Linked DNA regions of Mus musculus: region 1 is linked to region 2. The links are chromatin loops, found by intact Hi-C in ENCODE. Cell type or tissue: left cerebral cortex. All regions are shown on one strand.

What was found. Peaks named below come from ENCODE experiments on the same cell type or tissue, not always from the same donor. Only the 100,000 strongest peaks of a DNase experiment are listed, where the experiment ranks them.
Region 1: it touches region 2 in a loop (7-fold over the local background); 13 of 42 quality-filtered maps call a loop at or near these places.

The regions. Positions count from the first base shown.
Region 1 is chr17:28,797,624-28,805,623 of GRCm38, reverse strand. It overlaps Brpf3 (bromodomain and PHD finger containing, 3), which reads right to left and starts at 4,498. Exons shown (of 13, transcript NM_001081315.1): 1 at 4,263-4,498. It overlaps Gm35883 (a long non-coding RNA gene), which reads left to right. Exons shown (of 4, transcript XR_003952337.1): 3 at 1,526-1,684; 4 at 2,294-2,733. In left cerebral cortex, a CTCF peak has its summit at 4,761 (motif pointing right); DNase peaks (open chromatin) are centred at 3,967, 4,558, 4,704 and 5,829; H3K4me3 peaks cover 2,445 bases; H3K27ac peaks cover 1,768 bases.
Region 2 is chr17:28,687,038-28,695,037 of GRCm38, reverse strand. Slc26a8 (solute carrier family 26, member 8) reads left to right here and starts at 5,051. Exons shown (of 20, transcript NM_001290320.1): 1 at 5,051-5,321. Mapk14 (mitogen-activated protein kinase 14) reads right to left here and starts at 3,696. Exons shown (of 12, transcript NM_011951.3): 1 at 3,183-3,696. The coding sequence starts at 3,298. In left cerebral cortex, a CTCF peak has its summit at 3,870; DNase peaks (open chromatin) are centred at 3,727, 5,209, 6,339, 6,500 and 1 more place; H3K4me3 peaks cover 4,404 bases; H3K27ac peaks cover 3,898 bases.

The DNA.
Region 1 (8,000 bases), 110 kb before region 2:
TCAAGACCCACAGGTTGAGAACAGTTGCTCTAAAGCATTCACACGGCACCTCTCTTTACAAACATCACTGATAATCATCTGATTACTTTAAAATTGTAAATCCCAGCTGCACAGTGGTGGTGCACACCTTTAAATCCAAGCTCTCAAGAGGCAGAGACAGGTGGATCTCTAGGTTCGAGCCCAGCCTGGTCTATATATAGAATGGAGTTCAGAACAACCAGGCCTACACAGAGAATCCCTGTCTTGGGGAAAAAAAAAATTACAAATCCCTTACATCATCCAGCAATAGGCGGTTCATCCTATTATTTACTTTTTAGTGACACCATCTTCTAAGCTACATAATTTACCTACTTACTAGGTTTAGTATTCTCTACTTCTAGCTGAATGGGAACTTCATGGAGGAAGGAGTTGCCTATCTCATTCGCTAGGAAGAGTCTGAAAAGGTAGATAAGCGAGCACTCGAGAGTGCTAAGTGATTAAACCACACACTTCTGTGTCTGTGTGCATGGTGTATATATATGCGTGGTTTCTGCATGTGCACCTGTCCACTCCAGCAGGTGTGGAAGTCAGAAACTGAAGTCAGGTGTCTTCCTCGATCATGAGCCACAGGGTTTCAGTTAGACACTGGTCAATGAGCAGCTGAGAGCTATGTGTCTCTGTCCCCCAACAGTTGGAGAATGTAGTTCAGTTTGGGGTTTTTACCCCACCTTTGATCATTTAGTTTTTGGATAAAAGACACACAACTTTTATTACGTACAGTAAGCCTTAATCAGCACTATAGCTGGCCAGATATCTACCCTCTATAACCCCGAGTTATTACTATATTTTATCTGGGCAGGTCTTAACTCTAATTGCCAGCCCTCACGGCTGTGCTTTCTTGATTCCTAACCCATGGTGTCTCTCTCCTTTTACCCTTCTCTCTCTCTCCCAAGGGAAAAACAGATAAAAACTGATATAAATAAGTTTAAGGATACATGGCCAGGCCTTTGACAAAGACAAGAATAGTTAGGTTTCTTGTGGGTCTGAGGCCAATATACTACACCCAAAACTTGAAGAGTTAGAGAAACACTTTGCACTTGACTTTCGGGTGGGTGCTGGGGATCCAGCTCAGTATTTCAGGCTTGCACAGTAAGCCCTTCACTCACTGGGCCAGTTCCCCATCCCTGAAGATCTCTGTCCTCAAGGAGTCTTATCTCACTAAGAGAGCAGAAATGCACACAGATCTTTAGGATATGACACGAGATAAGGTCTAGTATTATAATGAGCCATGCAGTGAATCAAACAGGTTAATTATGGGAAAGATAATGCGTAAGGTTTCAGAAGACAGATACTAGGTCAGAATGATTGAGGTCAAAGCCAGCAACAAAACAAGACCATGCTGTTTGTTTGTTTCTTTGAGACCCTTTGAGACATAGTCTCTCTACATAGTCCTGGCTGTCCTAGAACTCAGGATGTAGGCTGTGCCTGGCTAACATCATAGTTCTTTTCTTTGTTTTTCTTTTGTTTTTGTTTTTTTTAAAAAAAGGGGGAGGCAAAGACAATATTGGTGACAATTAAGAATATCATCCACTTTCAAGCTTGATAAACAATGAATGAGTTCCATCAGAGGACCAGATCATCACCAGTGTAGTGTTGGCTTTAACGGTGCACGCCTTTAATCCTAGCACTTGGGAGGTGGAAACAGGTAGGTGTGCTTACTTCAGTGAGTGAATTCCAGGCCAGGCAGGGATACAGAGTGAGAACCTGTTATCTAAATAAATAAATAAATAAATAAATAAACAAAATCACAGATCTAAAACATCTCCAGAGACATCTCATGGCTAGAAGCCCTATCTCTTGGCCCTGTCCAAAGTAAAGACATCTGAAATGCTTCAGACTATAAATAATATAATATGCTAGGTACTTCCGGCAGAAGGCAGTACTTAAGATAACTGCAATACTACTTGGGGCATTTCCAACCACAAACCTTGCAAGCTGGGAATGCCTCTAAGAAATCTTTTAAATTTTAAGTAGTCTGTCTAAGGTCTTCATTGAACTCAAGGACAAGTTGATTGGGGGGTTATCTGAGGCGAATTCTCCACCTACAATTACCACAGAAATCTCTCTCCCTTGATACTTGTATCTAATCTACCCAGGGTGCTTCCCCCAGCATTCTCTGCCCCTAAGGAGCAGCTGCAGGCAGTTACCAAGGCCATCCTCACCAGGAAGACCTAAGATAGGATGGCTATACTCAGCATACTTTAACAAACTACAATGGCCTTTTCTTTTTAATCTTTCTCACAACTACCTCAAGAGACTGTGCAGACATCATCTCCATTTCAGCCACGAGAAAACAGAAGCTCAGAAAAATGTGTGAATCCAGATCTCCTAGCAAGCTGAGAGGCTACAAACACCAAGAGTCTCGGAGAGCTCTAGAGAGAGGATGTTCTGCACCAACCTAGGTTCTAATCCTGCTCCTGTGTAACCTGGACAAAGCTTTGAATTTCTCTGCCTCCACAGTGCATCAATAAAACAGTGTGGGGTGGGGTGTACTAGCACACTTTCCAGCCCAGTACTCTGGAGGCAGAGGCGCTATTCTTAAGTACTGCCTTCTCTGTGGAATTTGAGGCCAAGCAGATCTATATAGTATTTCAGACTAGCAACGCACATAGCGAGACCCTCTAAAAATGTAAAATGTTCATAGGAGAGATGGCTCAGCACAGTTGAGAGCACTGGCTGTTCTTCCAGAGGACCCAGGTTCAATTCCTAGGCAAAACACCAATACACATATTGTTTAATAATAATAATTATATATATATATGCATGCTGGAAAAATAACAGCATTTAAGAGGATGCCTAGCACCCACACTGTGGATCACAACTCCAGTAACTCCAGTTCCAGGGTATTGGAAGCCCTCTTCTGAATTCTTGGGGAACCCGGCATATATCAGGCAACATGCCCAGGCACATAAAATTTAAAAAAAATAAAAATGTAATAAAAGCAAGGGCAGAAATATCTACTTCTTAAGGATGATCAATAAGTCACCATTGACAACCACAGTGTAAAGGCCTCTCAGTCCCAAGGTGTGACTTAAGTTAACCTGGCTGTGGAGCAACCTGAGGCAGGCATACACCACCATTTGGAGCTAAAGGACCTTTACCGCACTTCTGTTCAACCCGAAGCCCTGAGGGCACGAGATCCCGTACCAACCTCAAGGTCTCAAAAGTAGTCCCAGCCAACAGATTCCATTCCCCAATTCTCCAAAGGCAAGCAGCCTCTGGAGAGGAAACACACACTTCAGTATCGATTTTGAAGAATCTACAAGAACCCCATCCTGTAGTCTCAGAAGTCGTCTCCATCCCCATTCGGGGCTCCCGCGATGCGATCACAGGGGGCAAACCCATGGGACCCAGCTGGGCTACTGCCAGGGGAAACCAAGAGTTTCGCCTACAAGGAGCTAACAACTAGACCAGGGTTGGTATTTTTTTTTTGGCGGGAGTTTCCTCACGTACACAACTCTTCCCATACACACACTGCCGAGTACCCCCAACAGCCCCCTTCAGAGACGTTCTTAGCGACCCGGGATCCCCAACTCGACCACCTCACCCTGGCCCCCGAATGAGGAGTTTCAACAATTGGACGGAACCCGCCCTGCACGCCACACAAGGGACTCATGAGACCAGGTAAGACTCCAGACAAGGTCTCTGTCCCTTTAAAGGGACTCCTCTTCCAGTGGAATCTTCACGACACCCCCCGAAGGAGAAAAAAGAGAAATATCTCCCCCTAAAAAAAACAACCCAGAGGGTAGGCGCACCACAGATAGACGCAGAGTCCGACCCTCACAGAGAAAGCGAGCGCCAGCGAACGGCGGAGGGGTGGGGAGGGGGGGGGAGGACGCGGAGATGCAAGCACTTATTGGCCGCCCAACCTGCCCGTCAAGGGGGAACCCGTGCGCCGAGGGCGGCCCCTGAAGGCGGGACTCTGGTCTAGCCAGGCCAATAGGGGAGCACGGGGAGGGCGGGGCTTAGCCGTTTGGCTGCCAGGACCGGGGAGAAACAAGATGGCGGGTGCGGGAGGGGGTCCTCGCTTTGCAGCTCCCTTCCGCGCGCTTTTCCCGGCCTCGTCGCCGCCCTCGCTCCGGGGGAGAGGTCGCGCGTCACCCCCACGCCCCATCGGGACACCCCTGTGCGCCCCGGCCGCCCCCTCGCGCGCAGCGCTCGCTCCCCGCCGGCCCCCGCCGCCCCCGCTCGCTCCGGCCCCGCCGCCGCCGCCCCCATTTTACCTCAGCCGCCGGCCGGGCCCCTAGCTTCGGGGGCCCCCTGAGCGCGAGCGCGGCCGGCCGGGTGAGCGGCCGGGCGAGCGGGCCGGGCGAGCGAGCAGCTCCGTGCGCGGCCCGGCTGAGGGAGCGCGGCCTCCTCCCGCTCCGGCCCTCCGCTCCGTCTCCCCGGGCCCGGCCGCCTCTCCCGGGGGAGGAGGGGGAATGGAGCCACCGCCGCCACCACCGCTGCCGCCCGCCACGGAGCCCGGCCGAGGGGAGGGAGGGATCAGCCCCCAGGCAGGATCCGCCCCTCGGCCTCCCCCCGCCACCTCCACCCCTTCCCTCACTCCCTCCCCGGATCGAGCCGCCGCACGCGAAGCGGGAGCGCGAAAGCGCGGGGAGACCGGAGCGGATGCCCCCGCCCGAGCCCAGCCCGGCGCGGCGGCAGCGGCGGCGGGGAGACGGGCGGGGAGATGAGCGCGAAGCGGCAGCGCCACCTCCACGGGGCACCGTCCCCGGCACGGCCTCACGGTGGCGGTGCGGACGCGGCGGGGCCGCTTCACCCTGGGCCTGTCCCAGAGCTGATCTAGTCGGGGTTCCCACTCTGAATCCACGGAGCGGTGGCTCACCCCATCCCAGCCAGAGCGTGGGGCCACCCGCCGCCCCCGAGGTGGGAACGCCCATGCTCCCACCCACCCACAAAGCTCGCCCCAGGACGACCCCGGAGGGCCACACTGTGTGTGGCTTCCCAGAGTGCAGGTGGCTGCGAAGCCTCCAGAAAGTCGTCCCTCCCCAGGCCCCCGGGACAAAGGTCTAGCGATGTCCACCCATCCCCTCCCCCAGTGCGGACAGCCCGGGAAAGACCCGTGCCTGTGGTGTGTGTACAGGTGAGCCTCTCCTGGCACACAAGGCTGCCACGGACCAGACTTTTCCATCTGTGTGGAGTTTTTTTTTTTTTAAGTAAACATAAAAGTTTGACAGTCTGCTTAAGCGTGCCTCGTAATTCCGTTTGTCACTCTAGGCATGGGAAATACTTTTCCCCTTGAATTTGATTTGGCCAGGAGTCGGTTAATTTAATGCACTGAACGGCTTTCTCAAAGGCAGCCTGCCTGTCAAACAGCAACTCCCAGACTTTGAAGTGTACTCAAGCTGCCTTTTGTTCTAATAAAAGAAAAAATAAATAGAAGAAAAGGTCCCTTTGCCCCTCCACGAGCGCATGTACCTATAAATTTGAAAGCTTACCTCGTGACAGAGATCTTAAGCACCAATACTTAATGATGCTTATAAAGGATATATGGATAAACTGCTATCGAAGATGAAGATGAATGATATATTTTGAAAGCGTTTCCTCTACACGAACGGCTGGTGAGACTTTCAATTGCTCGATTGGCTCTGGTATCCAGGACCTGGGTACTACAGTTGAAAGAGTAGAGAATAAACATTTCTCACGGCCCAAACCTTGTGTTTTTATTTACATTGAAGTATAGGTGTTCAGCATCCTAAGAGTTGAGAATTTACCAGTTGAGTGAAGCATGGAAGTTGGGTTTCCTTACAGGAGTGTGTTCTTGATAGATGGTAATAACATACTGCAAAAATAACCAATTTTTAAGAAGGAAAGGGCGTGGCTTGTGGAGCCAAGCAATCGCCTCCGCCAGCACCCCCACCCCACAGTGTTTTGAAAGCTTTGAAGCAGAAATGCTGTGAATTAGTCAACTGTTGTTAAAGCTTGGGGGAATAATCACAGGAGGGAAGGTGTGGAAAGATTAATTGTGGAAGGGAAGGCCCTAGAGGAAGAAAATATTGCAATTACTTTTAGCTTTAAAAAAATTGAGGAACAAATAGGAATTTCACGTCTTGTTCTTTTACAATGAAATATAAACATTTACATAGGACTTGTGTCTCCTTATCTTTTATTCTTCGCGGTTGCTTCTGGGCATGACCTGATTTGCATGATTGGGAAGGACCTCTACCCTCTAAATTAGGCAAATAAAAACCCTGAGAAGATGTCGCAGCTTGTCCTTGCAGTGATTTAAGATCCATTGAGAGCACATGTCAGCCTCCTCTTGTCACCAGCCATTCCTGGTCACTTTATGAGACTGGGCTCAACAAAATTTTCTCCCCCTCTTCACCCTCGCCCTTAAAACATTAGCGCCGCCCTTGTTTTCCTTTTGACACGGGAAATTCGTTTTCTGTAGCATAACCTCACAGATAGCCAGTTCACTGGGATGTAATCTCAGATGTAATATGTGACAATTATGTCATTAAAAACAAATTTGGATCAGACATCCCAGAGGCACTGCATTTAATTCGCCTTAATCTTCAGCTATTTTAAAGAGTTTGAAGTCATCAGTCCCTGGCCTGTCCATTAAGCAGTGCGAAATTAAGTACAACAAAACAAGGACTCTGCCTTTGACTCTAAATATTTGTTTGATTATTTTTCTTCTTTTTCATTAAAACTATCACGAGCTCTACCCATGCGTTTAATCCTAGCACACAGGAGGCAGATCTCTGTAAGTTCCAGACCATCTTAGTGTACATAGCAAGTTCCAGGCCAGCCAGCACCACACGGAGAGAGGCTGTCCCAATAAAACAAAACAAAACTTCATAGTGAACACACACACACACCAAATTAACCAGACCCAAAGTTCACTGAGATGGTGGACTCTTAAAGCTAGAATAGCTACCCCAGAGCTGTGGGGCTTCACAGTGGATTTTACACAATCAGTGTCAAATATATTTTCCACTACAAGAAAAAGGGAAAAATCCATAAACGAGCTGAAACTCTTTTATGAAAAGCAGTTAGCGGTGTATAGTCTTTCTGACTTCTCTCCTTCATCTGTATTTGTCCTTCCTTAACACTGAACCTTTAGCCTTCCCTGATCCCCTTTCTGCTCCTTAACCTTGACCATGGGAACACGTGTTCACTTAGGAACATACACACTAGGGCTGAGATCAGAGTAGACACAACAAGAAAAACACATACTTTTTTCTCTGAGACCCTAAGCTCCCTTAATGCACATTCTAAGTCTTTCCAATCTACAATTTTTACTTCATGTTTTGAATTTATTCATGAATTTATTTATTTATTTATTTATTTATTTATTTATTTATTTATTGTACTCAACAGTGCCCATGGGTATAGGTCAAAGGGCAACTTCCAGGCCTCAGTTGCCTACCTTGTGAGTGTGAAGGCTTTAATTCAGGTCTCAAGCCTTGGTATCACGTACCTTTACCCACTGAGCCATCTCACCATCCCCACCAAGGCTTGTTTTAAGACTCAGGAAAAACTTAATTTATTTATAAAGGAGAGTGTTTTACTATTTAAAAGAGAGGTGGCTGCAGAAATGGCTCAGTGGTTCAGGGCACCCACTTACAATTAATTGTCTGTAGCTCCAGGTTCAGGGGATCTGGCCCTCACAGACACAGATGAAGACAAAACACCAATCAGTGCACTTAAACAAATAAATATATTTAAAAAAACAACAACGACAACAACTAAAAGAGACATGAGAAAAAAAGCCCCCTGCACCCCCACACTCGGTCCTACCCTGCACGCCGAAGCAGCTCACAATCCCTGTTACTGCTTCATGGTCACCAGCTCACCATGGCAGGAGGCCTCGGGCAGGAGGTAAGTATGGTTCAGTGCTGCACCCCTGGATTAATAAAGAGCTCTTGATCAGAAAAATGGACCCTCACTCATTGTTAGATGGTTTCTAATAAATATCCCTTCCTTAAGGACTTGGCTGAAAGAATTCTGGCAAC
Region 2 (8,000 bases):
GACTAATGAATAAATAGCTGTGAATGATCTAGAAGTAATTCTTAATTCTCACTCCCAAGGCATGGTACCCAAGTGTGTCCAGCAAGGGGCTGGAGAGCCCCTTTCCCCAGAGGAAAGACACTGACGTTCCCGTTTGTATTTCCTTAAATTCACCACAAAGATTTTCCCCTATGTCCCAAACCACACAATCAATGCTTTGCAACAATGTGGTCTTAATGATTTTGCTTGTTTCCCTTTTCAGGCAGTAAATACAGTTCCTTAAAACTTAGAGAACTTAGTTTAGTTCCCTTTACACTTTTAAAAAGAAAGATATTTGTAAAAACAAGCCAATTCTCAATTTCTAGACTCTCATTCAACTTTGAGTCACAGTTGGTAATACTACAGTTTGCTGCTTGTTTTTTGTTACTGTCGCTCACTGCATAATACAAATTAAAATTAATCTTAAACTTAAAAGAAAAAAATTAAGTTACAAATCAAAGTGTATCATGTCCAATTCAGAGATTCCTTTTTTGAAGAGACTTCAGGTCCCTCCTGACTTATTCCACTGTCACCAGTAGAACAGCCTCCTCTCTTCTCAAGAGCTCAGTTTAAATCCCCCTCAATTATATCCATTCAAATGGACTTCATTATTCCCCAACATCAAACTATCTCAGAGAACGAAGGTGAAGAAAGGGAACACAGGCCTCAAAGTGGATTAAAAAAGAAATTCAAGAAGTCAGGTGTAGTGTTGCAAGTCTTTAATCCAGGCACTCTGAGAGGCAAAGTCCAGCTGATCGGAGTTGGAGGCCAGTCTGGTCTACAATGTGAATTCTAGGACAGCTCATCTCAAAAAACAAACAAAAAAGTATTTTTCAGTCACACCTAAAAAGCTAATTGAAAACACAATTTCAAATAACTTGAGAGAAGTTAACACTTGCAAATCTAACTGAAGGTGACATTTGCTGGGTCACACACAATTTCAGCTATCTTTTCCTCATCAATAGGCTACATAGTAAATCTCTACGCTAGAAACTACACCTCTCTGGAATGTCAGGCAAGGAACTAAACAGTGGTTGTCTCTGGAAGACCAGCATGCAGGGCTGAGAGCAGAAACAGGATTTTTGCTGCATACCTTTTGGGCCCTTATTTCAAGCAACCTGCTTTGTGTGGTGCACTGCTGCTGGGGCTGGAATGCAGGGCCTCCCACAGGCAAGGCCAGGGCTGTCCCACTGCGTTCCATCACTGGGCCAGCACTACCTATGTTTAAGAAGCTGTTTGGTAGAAGTCTATTTAATTGTGAGGTTGTGCTCAATTATATTACACAGAAAACAGCAGCACTAGAGGAAGTGGAGTTGGTTTCACTGTGGCACTTCACTGTGAAGCTGGCTCTTCTGCCAGGACAGTGGTGTCCACAGGAAACCTTGCAAATTCACCATCCCAGAAGCCCCTGAGCTTCACTCCCTGAGCATTCAAATGGAAACAAACGCCTGGTACTGTACCAATTAGGAACGAAGAATGGAGATACTTAAGGAGCTGGTAACTATTAGAGAAACAATGATGCAACAGATCAATCACAAATACATGAGAGATATTATTGACATTTCCTTTAAAGTGTAAACTGCCATTCTGTAGACTCGTGAGAAAGATGTCCAAGTTGGTATCATCTGCAACATAGCTTAAGCAGCTTGAGCCAGCAAATGCAATGTGATCTGTTGCTGGACACAATTGCACAATCTCAATTACCCAGAAGATTCTACCAAACAGGAAATTCACGATATGACTTTAAGTAACACAGGACTCATACTTAAAGGTTAGCACATCCAGAAGCCTGGAATTTGTTCCAAAACAAAAACCATTTCCCAGACTCCTTCGGAAACCATGAATGCATGTAAGTCACTAAAACACAGGAAGGGCTCATCTACTGAATCTATCAGATTACTATCAGATAGGGAGCTCTAAAAGATATAGTAAAAGATACTGCGTGAATCCTTCAAAGTTCCTTAGAACATTTCTGGAGTGGAAGTTTTATGGTAGAAATTTAATCTGAAACCTGCTCCCAGGGCCATGCATGGTAGCAAAAGCCTTTATTCTCAGAGCTGGCAGACAAAATTTGTTGAGTTCCAGGCAAGACAGGGAGAGCCATAGTGGAACTAAAATAGGCCCCCCCCCACTCCTACCCCCCTCCCCCACCCGGTGTTAAGGAAAGCTAAAAAGCATCGTTTCCTATGTTCCAGGATCTCCCGAAAACCACCACGTACCTCGGTACTTACAAGCTGATAAAACTCCGCAAATCTTCTAAGGGACTTAAAAAAAAGAAAAGCACCCCCATGAATTACTTCAATTAAAAGCTATCTACACCTCCAGCTCTAGTCCTACCTTCTTGATCTTGAGGGGCGCCCCTCTGCTCGGTATGGAAAACTGTTTTGTCAAACAATACTGAAATGAGCAGTGGTATGTGACTAAGCGGCGAGCTGGAGCGTCCTTGCAAGGCGCTGCCACCCTCCCTCCCCGAAAAGGAAATACGCTTTCAACCGAATCGGAAACACACCACGCAAGCTGGCACCGTGGTCCCCGAGATAAAGTCGGTATTTTAAGCTCTTCGGGGTGCTGCTAATTCAAGTGCGAATCCCAAAGGAACGTTTCCTGAGACAGGATTTTTCGATGGAGGCTTGCAAAAATGGGAAAAGGGGGAGAAAAAAGGAAAAAAAAAAAAATTCCGGGAAAGGAGCGCTTTCTCTTGCAAGTTTCGTTCAGGTGACCGCAGTCCCCGGGTCAGGCTTTGCCCTACAGCTCCTCGCTGGAGCTCCGCCCAGCTCGTCTGCTCCCCGGGGCAGGGCTCCCGCGTCCCGAGTGGCGGTACCCGGAGGCAGGGTCCTGAGGCCGCGCTGCAGCAGAGGACCCCCGGGAGGGCCAGTCTTGGGAGCAGGGAGAGCGCAGGGTAGAGAAGCATCCCACCGCGTCCGCAGCTGACCCGCTCCCGCACACGGCTCGCCCCCGACCTGCGTATGCAGGGCGAGGGGTGCAGGACACGTCCCGCTCCAGCTGCCCCCTGCACCCCCAGACACGCCCGGAGGAGAATTCCTGCCGCTGGGCGCATCGCTGAGCTGTGGGGACAGGCCTGGCCCTCAGGCATGCAGGGCCACCCTGCTTGCTCCACCGCGTCCCCCCACCCCACCCCTAACCCGAGGCCCGGCGACACTCACCACACCGAGCCATAGGCGCCCGAGCCCACCGGGGACAGGTTCTGGTATCGTTCGGGCACCTCCCAGATGGTCTTGTTCAGCTCCTGCCGGTAGAACGTGGGCCTCTCCTGCGACATCTTCCAGCGGCAGCAGCGGGGCGAGGAGGTGGCCGAGCGGGGGCTCCTGCCTGCAGCCGCACGCTCTCCTCTGCGCCCGCCCGCGGCAGACCGGACCCCGCGCCCGCCACCCGCGCAGGTGTGGAGGCTGCGACCCGCCGCCCCTGTCAGCCGCGGCGGCTCCTACGAGCGTCGGCAAGGTGCCGGAGCCGGCTGCACGGCTCGAGGCTGCTCCCGCCGCGGTCCTCCTGCAGCCGCTCCCCGGGGAGGGAGCGCACGCCGACGCCGCAAGACACCCGCTCGCGCTTCAGCGCCCCGCTTGGGCTCCAGTGGCGGCGATCCCACAGGCAGCGGCCGGGAGCCTCTCGCGGAACTCTCGCGAGAACAGCTCCAAGGAGGCCCCGCTCTGAATCCAGATCTTACCCAATATGGAACCTGCCCACGGGGCGGGGGGTCGCGAGAAGAGCGCGCAGGGCCGGCAGATCTCGCGAGAAGAGGGACGCGGCTTGGGGAGCCGAGGCAGGAACTCTCGGGGACTGGGCTCCCCGGGGCGCCAAGGGTGGAGGCCGCAGCGCGGGGCGCGCGCGCCTCTCTGTGGTCGCACGGGCGAATGCCTGGCGCCATGGCGGAAAGCCGCTGTGACAGCGTCGGGGAAGAGAGCCAAATGATCTTTGAACTCCGAGCAACCTGCTCACTAGAGTCGTCAATTTCCAAGAACAACTTGAAAGAACAGACAGGCCCTGTCCAGAAAGCTGTCGCATTCCGGTCTGCTCAAGGACAAGTGGCTCACCTCGGGATGCTGGTGAAACCTGCCCCCTAGGCAAATATTAGTCTTGCCTCAAAGCCCAGGCTCTCCCTCCAGGCGCTCCTACATGTTTTCAGGCAGAAGTGGCAGAAGGAGGTTCCAGGGACCCACAGGGAGTTCCAATGCACGAGGTCAGAGGTAGACATCATGAATGGCCACTTCCAGGCTGGGGACCAGCATTTGCAAGGCCCTGGGTTCAATACCCACTACTGGAAGGGGAAGGTACACACACACACTGCAAGTAGGTCATTCCATTTCAGGAAGGTCTTCTCATTTATTTATTTATATTTACACCACCTGCAATTCCGGCATTTGGAAAGACCAGAAAACCCTTCATATACATGCATACATATATATCTATTTACACAGCCTGTAATTCCAGCATTTAGAAAGACCAGGAGACCCTTTCATACTATTTATTTATATGTACAGAACCTGTAATTCCAGCATTTGAAAAGACCAAGAGACCTTTCTCTTATTTATTTATTTATACACAACCTGTAATTCCAGCATTTGGAAAGACCAGGGGACCCTTCTTATTTATTTATTTGTTTATTTATTTATTTGTTTATTTGTATTTACAAATCCTGTAATTCTAGCATTTGGAAAAACCAGGAGACCAAGCCTCTGCTGTGTAGTGATGAGACCGTATGTGCAACACCCCAAAAACCATCACTCGGGTTTGAGACCGACTCTTGCCCTTTAGAGCCATCCAAAGTTTAGAAATTTAAAAGAAAATTGGGGGGTGGGTATTAAAGACTTAATTCATGCCTCTGAGAGTATGGAGAACTACTAGGGCGAGCATTCTGACCGCATCTCATTTAGGTAAGTCTGTTGAGCTTTCTTAGGCCCTGGTTCTAGTCTCTACAAGATCAATGCGACCCTGCATTCCCACCTAGTGGAATCTTCCGTAGAAGCCGAGAAAGCTAATAAAAGTGAATGGGGAAAGTTAGACCCGTAAGAACCCACATCCACCCATGCCTACACCGAGCAGGAGAAAGGGGAAATCTTATTCTCGTGGCTATTTCTAGAAGATCCGGGTATGTGGAGGGCAGCAGGGACCCCTTCTCCTCGGCCCAGATGCCATCCTCGCCCGTCACCCGCACAGCCGGAACGCCCGCGGGTTCTGCAGCAACGGCTCCGGAACTGCCGGCCTCCGCGTCCGCAGCGCTGCCGCCAGCCAGGCTGGAGCCGAGTCTGTCCCCAGCGTCTGCGCTCCTGCGGGCCACCGGAAACCAGGTGAGCCTGGGTCGGGAGCGGTCCGGAGCTCTGGCTGCCGCCTGGGAGCTGACAGCCCGCTCGCGTCCCAGAGCGTGGCTGCTTGGGTCACCTGCAGAGCCAGGAGTGTCCCAGGCACAAGGAGTGGGTGAATGAATGAATGAATGAATGAATGAATAGCGGTGGTCCCTGGAACTTCTCTCTCCTTATAGAAAGGCTGCGTGAAACCGAAATGGCAAGAGACAACATGGAATTTGCATACTGGATCCTTTCAAAAATTCGCATCTCTGTGATGTCCACAGCTGAAGGAACTGGACTGTGGGCCCCCCACACTTCCACTCTCTGTGTCCTCATCAGGCCGCAGCTCAGGGCCCCCTTTGCTTCCAGACTTTACTGTTCTGCTCATTTTGTTCTCTCTGCCTTAAGCCCACCCTCTGTCCCCTCTCCTCCTTCTCTGTCTTCTAGTCCTTATTGCTGGACTTTGGGTCCCCCCATGAAGTCTCCACTGTTCAGCCCAGTAATGAGGATCTCTCTACCACACCTGCTTGGTATCACACTGACTAGCATTAAGGGAAGGTGTTTATGTGACCTGTCAGCAGCTGGAGGGCTGCCACCTTCAAGCATCTCCTGCCACTAGACCATCCCCAATACATTCTCCACCAAAACTGAGAGTCACAGGCAATGAGGTTTTTGGTTGGGAAATACAAGTGCTTTTTTTTTTTTTTTTTTTTAATTGGAAGTGAATTTTGTCTTATGGTTTTAGAAAGCATGTGAAAGATGACTTAATTAGGTAAAAGATATTCTTGTACCTTAACTAATTTTGAGGGTTTCTGGTCCTTTGAGTCAAAATTTTATAAATCGGGTTACATTTTTTTGCATTTAAAATATCCCAAATAGAGATTTTAAACGAATCAGTGAGTGGGTGAATGGATGGATGGACAGATGGCTGAGGGTAGCAGAAGCAAAAAGAGCTGTGTTAACGTGCTTGTATTTTTTTTTAAGTGTTTTTTAGCAATGAAAGCCTGCTTAAAGATAAAGGCTGGGACTACAGCTCAGGGTAGAGTAGCCCTGCATGTGTTAGGCCCTCAGATGGGTCCCCAGCCCAGGAAGGAAGAATCAAAAAGAATTAAGGCATGGATGGTGGCTTACACCTATAACCCAGCATTGGCTAGCTGGGGACAGGAGGAGGAGGATGCCAAAGCCCACTACACTCCACCTTTGTGGGGAGCCTGTCTCACAATAAAGACAAGTAAGAGAAGTAGCGGGTAGTGCAGGGAGCCTCCAGGCTGCTCCACCCTACTGACTGCTCCACATCAGGCTCCCCAGCTCTGCTGTGCCCCTGCTTCTCTTTCTGTGTACACAGGCTCTCACTATGGCTGGCCTGGAACTCACTCTGTAGACCAGGCTGGCCTGGAACTCACAGAGATCCACCTGCCTCTGTCTCTGGAGTGCGGGGATTAAAGGCGCCTGTGCTGCCACTATACTGAGCTCCCCCCCGCCCCCCCCCCCCCCCCCCCCGTCTTAAAACATACTTTTGTACTGCCCCAGAAATTCTGACTCAGGAAATTATTTTTATTTGGTTTGTGGTTTTGTTTGTTTATTTTGAAGTAGGAGCTCATGACTGAAAGCTTTCTGTGTATCAGGCTGGTCTTGAACCCCTGATCTTCACTGCCTCTGTGTCCCAAGTGCTGAGGGTAGAGGCATGTGCCACCACACTCAGCTCCCTCTAGGAACAGGTTTTTGTTTTTGTTTTTGAAGTTTGTTTATTTTGTGTGTGTGGTCATAGATGTGGGCCACACTGCCCGGTGCAGGTCCCAGGAAAACTTGTGGAAGTTGGTGTCTCTCCTTTCACCTCATGGGTCCCACGGTTGTCAGGCTTGCTGGCAGGGGCCTTAACCTGCAGAGCCATCTCACCAGCCCTCCTCTAGGAACACTTTTAAACCTACCCCCTTTCTCCTCCCCCACCCCCTCCTCCTTCCCTCTCTCAGTTTAAAGTTGATGTCACTCAGATATTTTATTTCCCTTATATCATCTCTAAATTCTGTCCCTGAAATACCTATTCTCCCCTCCCCCCACTTGAACTCGGTCTCAATTCACCTTCTCAGGGAGTTCTCCATTCCCCAGGCTGGGACCCTCAGTATCTCTCTAGGTCATGTGACTTTTAAGACAGGACTCTGTTTTACCGTGGAGGAGCTAGGGCCTGAATTGTGGCCATGCTGAATCACTGTGGTACACTGAGGAACTCCTTATGCCTGTCAGAAAGGACAAGGTGATGGTTATCAGGAAGATACCAGGGGTGAGGGGAAGGGGGTTGTAGGCTGACCGTGGGTGGTCCTTCCTGCCCCCCCCCCCCCGCCCTACACCAGGCTCCCCACTGGGGAGATGCTGCTATCTTCCTGCTGTATTCCATGGAGAAGTTAGAAGACAACCTCGCCCTCAACCTTTAGCACTGTGGAGGGAATGGTCAGGGTGCACCAACATGGCCACGCTGTGGGCTATAAAGGAAGTCAGCTGGACTGCCTTCAGGATGCCTCAGTGCTGATCCCAATTCAAAGGATTGTTGAAAACCTGTACTTATTTATGTTTATTAATCTATATGCATGAATGTATGCCTGGTACATGCAGAGGTCAGAGGAGAGCATCAGATTCTGTGAAACAGACATTACAGATGGCTGTGAGCAGCCATGTCAGGGCTAGGAG